Linked DNA regions of Homo sapiens: region 2 is linked to region 1. A link is a loop called in an ENCODE intact Hi-C map of the cell type or tissue named here. Cell type or tissue: Caco-2. All regions are shown on one strand. Links, peaks and the distances in the headings refer to the core of each region. The heading gives the core; the rest is flanking DNA.

The links. A loop is a pair of places that touch in the nucleus more often than their neighbours do. Peaks named below come from ENCODE experiments on the same cell type or tissue, not always from the same donor. Only the 100,000 strongest peaks of a DNase experiment are listed, where the experiment ranks them.
Region 2: it touches region 1 in a loop (9-fold over the local background); 11 of 110 quality-filtered maps call a loop at or near these places.

What each region holds. Positions count from the first base shown.
Region 1 is chr11:67,562,245-67,565,156 of GRCh38, reverse strand. No RefSeq gene overlaps it. Among named protein-coding and RNA genes, the nearest start is that of GSTP1, 20 kb to the left of the region's middle. RefSeq lists an enhancer at 974-2,173. In Caco-2, for the core only: no CTCF peak of the experiment used is centred there; DNase peaks (open chromatin) are centred at 1,286 and 2,619.
Region 2 is chr11:67,509,231-67,512,142 of GRCh38, reverse strand. No RefSeq gene overlaps it. Among named protein-coding and RNA genes, the nearest start is that of CDK2AP2, 2.5 kb to the right of the region's middle. In Caco-2, for the core only: no CTCF peak of the experiment used is centred there; a DNase peak (open chromatin) is centred at 1,262.

The DNA of each region.
Region 1 (2,912 bases), core at 259-2,758:
TTTGTTTGTTTGTTTGTTTGTTTGTTTGTTTGTTTTTGAGATAGAGTCTTGCTCTGTCACCCAGGCTAGAGTGTAGTGGTGCAATCTTGGCTCACTGCAACCTCTGCCTCCCCAGGGTTCAAGTAATTCTCCTGCCTCAGCCTCCTGAGTAACTGGGATTACAGGCGTGCACCACCGTGCCTGGCTAATTGTTTTTTTTTGTTGTTGTTGTTGTTGTTTTGAGATGGAGGTTTGCTCTTATTGCCCAGGCTGGAGTGCAATGGCATGATCTTGCCTCACCGCAACCTCCACATCCCAGGTTCAAGTGATTCTCCTGCCTCAGCCTCCCAAGTATCTGGGATTACAGGCACCCACCATCATGCCTGGATAATTTTTGTATTTTTAGTAGAGACGGGGTTTCACCATGTTGGCCAGGCTGGTTTCGAACTCCTGACCTCAGATGATCCATCTGCCTTGGCCTCCCAAAATGCTGGGATCACAGGCATGAGCCACCGTGCCCGGTCTTAGCTTGTTTCTTGATCACATAACTGACTTCAGGGTGAAGCTTATTAAAGAGCTTCACCCTGAAGCAAAGAAAGCATTCTCCATGCCTGGACTCAGCATGGATAGCTCTGAAAAAGAAGAAAGGCTACTTTACCTGAAGGCCTATCATTTATGAACATTTAATTCACCTTAAAAAAAAAAAGTTCCTTTTCAAGTGACTCACCAAAACCAGTAACCCTTAACCAAGGTTATGACTTAGCCAAGAACACACAAGACATCTCCAAAGAAGTGCAAAGTGATCCTCACGAGATCCAGAACCACCCTAAAGACAGCTCAAAGAAGGAAAAGTCTCACTGTTACTGGAAAGGGGTCCCGATCGAGACCCAGGAGAGGGTTCTTGGATCTCACGCAGGAAATAATTCAGGGTGAGTCCATAGAGTAAAGTGAAAGCAAATTTGTTAAAAAAGTAAAGGAATAAAAGAATGGCTACTCCATAGACAGAGCAGCCCCGAGAGCTGCTAGTTGCCCATTTTTATGGTTATTTCTTGATGATATGCTAAACAAGGGGTGGATTATTCATGCCTCCTCTTTTTAGACCATATGGGGTAACTTCCTGACGTTGCCATGGCATTTATAAACTGTCACGGTGCTGATGGGAGTGTAGCAGTGAGGACGACCAGAGGTCACTCTCGCCGCCATCTTCGTTTTGGTGGGGTTTGGCCGGCTTCTTTACTGCAAACTGTTTTATCAGCAAGGTCTTTATGACCTGTATCTTGTGCCAACCTCCTATCTCATCCTGTGACTCAGAATTCCGTAACCGTCTGGGAATGCAGCCCAGTAGGTCATTCAAGATGGAATTGCTCTGGTTCAAATGCCTCTGACATCACAAGCTGCAAATGGAGCGTGACCCACATTTCTGTCCAGCCATATTCCAGGATGTCACCTTCTCAGCCGACCACCTATGCATAAAGGCTCAAAATCCCCATATGCCCCACAGATGGGAAAAAACAGGAAATCGGAAGCTGCCCATGGGAAGGACGAGGACCAATAACAAATGGCTACCCAAAAGGTGAAGAGTCACTCCAATAATTTAAAACAAACAAGACTGGTTCCCTGACCAGGAGTCCAACCCGGGCTGCCGCTGTGAATGCCCGGAATCATAGCCACCAGATCCCATTGCTTTGTGAGGCCTGCAGCAGAAGCAAAGCAGGCAGTTTGAACATGTAAAGGATTTTAACTTGTTTCAGATCTGATCTCAACTAGAACATGGCTTAGCCAATTCCCTGGAAGTTAACATTTCAAATACCTGGTAAGATTTACATCTCCAAGGGACTGTGAAGTCCAGCAGGGCTTTTAAAGGGTATTGTCCGATATTGGGTCAATAAATCATCAGTGTCATTCATTCATCCTTGTTTAGAGAAAAAAAAATGTTGGATCTGTATTTTATAATGTTAGTAAGTCATTCTCATTGTGAAGTGGTTCCATTTGTTTCCTTTGTTCCAAATTTAGACACATTCCCCCCTTTGGAGAGAAGGAAATGTGTGTATTGTGGAATTCCAAAAATCTCTGCCTGAGAGATGTATGGGAGCCGAGGGAACTAGCAGAGAGAGGTGAGTTCAGATCGCAGGGGAGAGGACGAAGGGGCAGCTGGAGGAGAAAGAGAAAAAGCCTCCGAAGTCTTTCTTAATTTAGAACTAGTTTCAAATATCCTTTTGTTTACCTCTTGAATGGAGGCAATTTTTTCTCTCAGAATGTCTTTTAGAAGCTTCTAGGTGCTATTGGAAGTAAGTCGCTCATTCCATTTGTTTAGTTCTTTTTTTTGGAGACAGAGTCTCGTGCTGGAGTACAGTGGTGTGATCTTGGCTCACTGCAACCTCTGCCTCGCGGGTTCAAGCAATTCTCCTGCCTCAGCTTCCTAAGTAGCTGGGATTACAGGCGACTGCCACCACGCCCGGCTAATTTTTGTATTTTTAGTAGAGATGGGGTTTTGCCATGTTGGCCAGGCTGGCCTCAAACTCCTGACCTTAAGTGATCCGCCCGCCTCTGCCTCCCAAAGTGCTGGGATTACAGGCGTGAGCCACCACGCCCGGCCCCATTTGTCTGCTCCTAAAACCAGCTTTTTCCAGTTGTGCATGCAGATGAACTCATGTAGGCATTTCAAAGTCCTCCATTTTGGCCATTATAAGCTGGGTCATCACAAGTTATGCATGACCAGTTTTCTAAATATTTGCATGAAGAGGCGCGCCACAGTGTTAAACACAAATCCAGCCTATGTTTTCATGTGGATCTTGCCTTCAGGAGGAACACTCAGTTTTAGACCATTGAACCGAGCCTCAGAACCTGGCCAGTTTGAAAGATTACAGATTTGACACTGAAGCCACAAAGATTTCACTTTCTCTTTTCGGAGAGAAACTATTTTCTCCCTGATC
Region 2 (2,912 bases), core at 198-2,697, 53 kb after region 1:
TGGGTGACAGGGTAAGACCCTGTCTCAAAAATAAATAAATAAATATAAATGAATGAATTCAAGGTTCAACCCCTCAGGCACCTCCCAAGCAAACCCCTTCCCCCAAACATGGGTGTTATGGACTAAATGTTTGTGTCTCTCCAAAATTCATATGCTGAAGCCTAACTCCCAGTGTGGCTGTGTTTGGAGATGGACCGCTAAGGAAGTAATTAAGGTTAAATGAGGCCATAAGGGTAGGGCTCTGATTTGATAGGACTAGTGTCCTTTTTTGTTTTTTTACTTTTTTATTTTTTTAAGACAGGGTCTTGCTCTGTTGCCCAGGCTGGAGTGCAGTTGCATGATCACGGCTCACTGCAGCCTCAACCTCCTGGGCTCAAGCAATCCTCCCACCTCAGCCTCCCAAGTAGCTGGGACTAAAGGCACATGCCACCATGCCAGGCTACTTTTTGTAGAGACAGGGTCTCACTATGTTGCCCAGGCTGGTCTTGAACTCCTGGGCTGAAGCAATACTCCCGCCTCAGCTTCCCAGTGTGCTGGGATTACAGGAGTGAGCCACCGAGCCTGGCCCTTCTTTTGTTTTTTAGATGTCGGGTCTCACTGTGTTGCCCAGGCTGGACTCAAACTTCTGGGCTCAATCAAGTCTTCCATGTGAGCTCCCAAGTAGCTGAGATTACAGCCTTGCACCTCCCTGCCCAGCTTCCAGGATTAACGTACTTATAAGAAGAGACACCAGAAAGCTTGTTCTTTCTCTCTGCACCAAGGAGCACATATGAAGACGTGGCCAGAAGGTGGCTATTTACAAGCCAGGAAGGGAGCCCTCACCAGAAACCAACCGTGCTAGCATCCTGATCTCAAACTTGCAGCCTCCAGAACCATGAGAAAATAAATTTTAGTTGTTTAAGCCACCCAGTCTATGGTATTTTATTTTGTTTGTGGAATTAGGCCAGTGGCTATTGCCTGTAATCCCAGCACTTTGAGAGGCTGAGGCAAGAGGATTGTTTGAGCCCAGGAGGTCAAGGCTGCAGTAACTAATAGAATGGGCAGTGGAGAAAGTAGGAAGGTCTAAGGTGTGGAAGTGTCAGAGGTGTTTGAACCAGAGCAACTCCATCTTGAATAGGAGCTGGGTAAAATGAGGCTGAGACCTACTGGGCTGCATTCCCAGATGGTTAAGGCATTCTAAGTCACAGGATGAGATCGAAGGTCAGCACAAGACACAGGTCATAAATACCGTGCTGATAAAACAGGTTACAGTAAAGAGGCCAGCTAAAACCCACCAAAACCAAGATGGTGATGAGAGTGACCTCTGGTCGTCCTCACTGCTACACTCCCATCTGTAAACTGATGCCATGGCAATGTCAGGCAGTTACCCTATATGGTCTAAAAAGGGGAGGCATGAATAATCCACCCCTTGATTAGCATATCATCAAGAAATAACCAGAAAAATGAGCAACCAGTAGCCCTTGGGGCTGCTCTGTCCGTAGCCATTCTTTTATTCCTTTACTTTCTTAATAAACTTGCTTTCACTTTACTCTGTGGACTCACCCTAAATTATTTCTTGTGCAAGATCCAAGAACCCTCTGGTGGGATATGGATCCAGACCCCTTTCCTGTAACAGAAGGAGTTGGGGCTTGGTGGTTTCCAAAGGAGGTATAACCCTCAGTGGCTCCTCTTCACCTACTATCCACAGTAGATTTCTCTGAAGCGCACCCTCAGTGCCACCAGTAGGAGCAGAAGACCTTGGGTGACCTGATCAACACCTTTTCTTTTTAACAGTAGTTGAGTCTGAATATGTATTAGAAAACTATAAATACTGAGCACATGATTAAATGGACATTATGCCTTTTCCTTTCTATTTAAGATTTTGTAAAAGTGAATTAATTACAAGGAAATGTTAAATAGATGGCAAAACTGATGGAGTTTTCCTAATGGCTGGAGTTAGGGAAGCACTGGACTCCGTGGTCAACTCAGCTTCCTTACATCCACGTCACCTAAGGTCCCCTTCCTGACCCTGTGGTTATTTCCACGGCTCCACCTCCACTTCCCAGTGAACTCTCCAGCAGAAAAAAAAAAGGAAAAAAAAAAAAGGCTGGTTCTCAAACACATGTTGTGCTCTCCCATTTCCCAAGATTTTGCACATGACAGTCCCTCTACCTGGAGTGTCCCCTCGGTCTCCGCTTCCACCCCCACCTACTCAAATGCCACCTAGTCTGTAGAGATTTCTGTGATGCCACCCGGCAGGCCCTTCCTCTAAGTTCCAATGCATCCTGTCCCGTTATCCCTTGTGGCCATTGACTTACTGCAATGTAAAGAAGACGTTGCTTCCCTGTCTCAGAGTATAAGGCCTCCTTGAGTACAGAGGCCATGGCCTGTTCATTTCTGTAACCTCAGCGTTCAGCACAAGGCATGGGACGGAGGAGGGAGTCAGAACATGGTTTTTGTGTGTTTTTTTTGGGGGGGGGGTTTGAGACCGAGTCTTGCCCTGTCGCTCAGGCTGGAGTGCAATGGCACGATCTCGGCTCACTGCAACCTCTGTTCAAACGATTCTCCTGCCTCAGCCTCCCAAGTAGCTGGGATTACAGGCGCCCGCCACCACACCGCTAATTTTTGTATTTTTAGTAGAGATGGGGGTTTCACCATGTTGGCCAGGCTAGTCTCGAACTCCTGACCTCGTGATCCGCCCGCCTCGGCCTCCCAAAGTGCTGGGATTACAGGCGTGAGCCACCGCGCTCAGCCAGAACATGCTTGTTGGATGAATGAATGAATGAATGAATGAATGACTGTCCTAGAGATGAAGATCTACAAAGCTGGGAGCATGAAGATACACAAGGCCAGAGAAGTTTGAGTTTGGAGAAGGAGCCTGGGAGAAAGGGTTAGGGAGTGGAGGAGGGTCTGAGGTCTAACTCTGTGGGGAG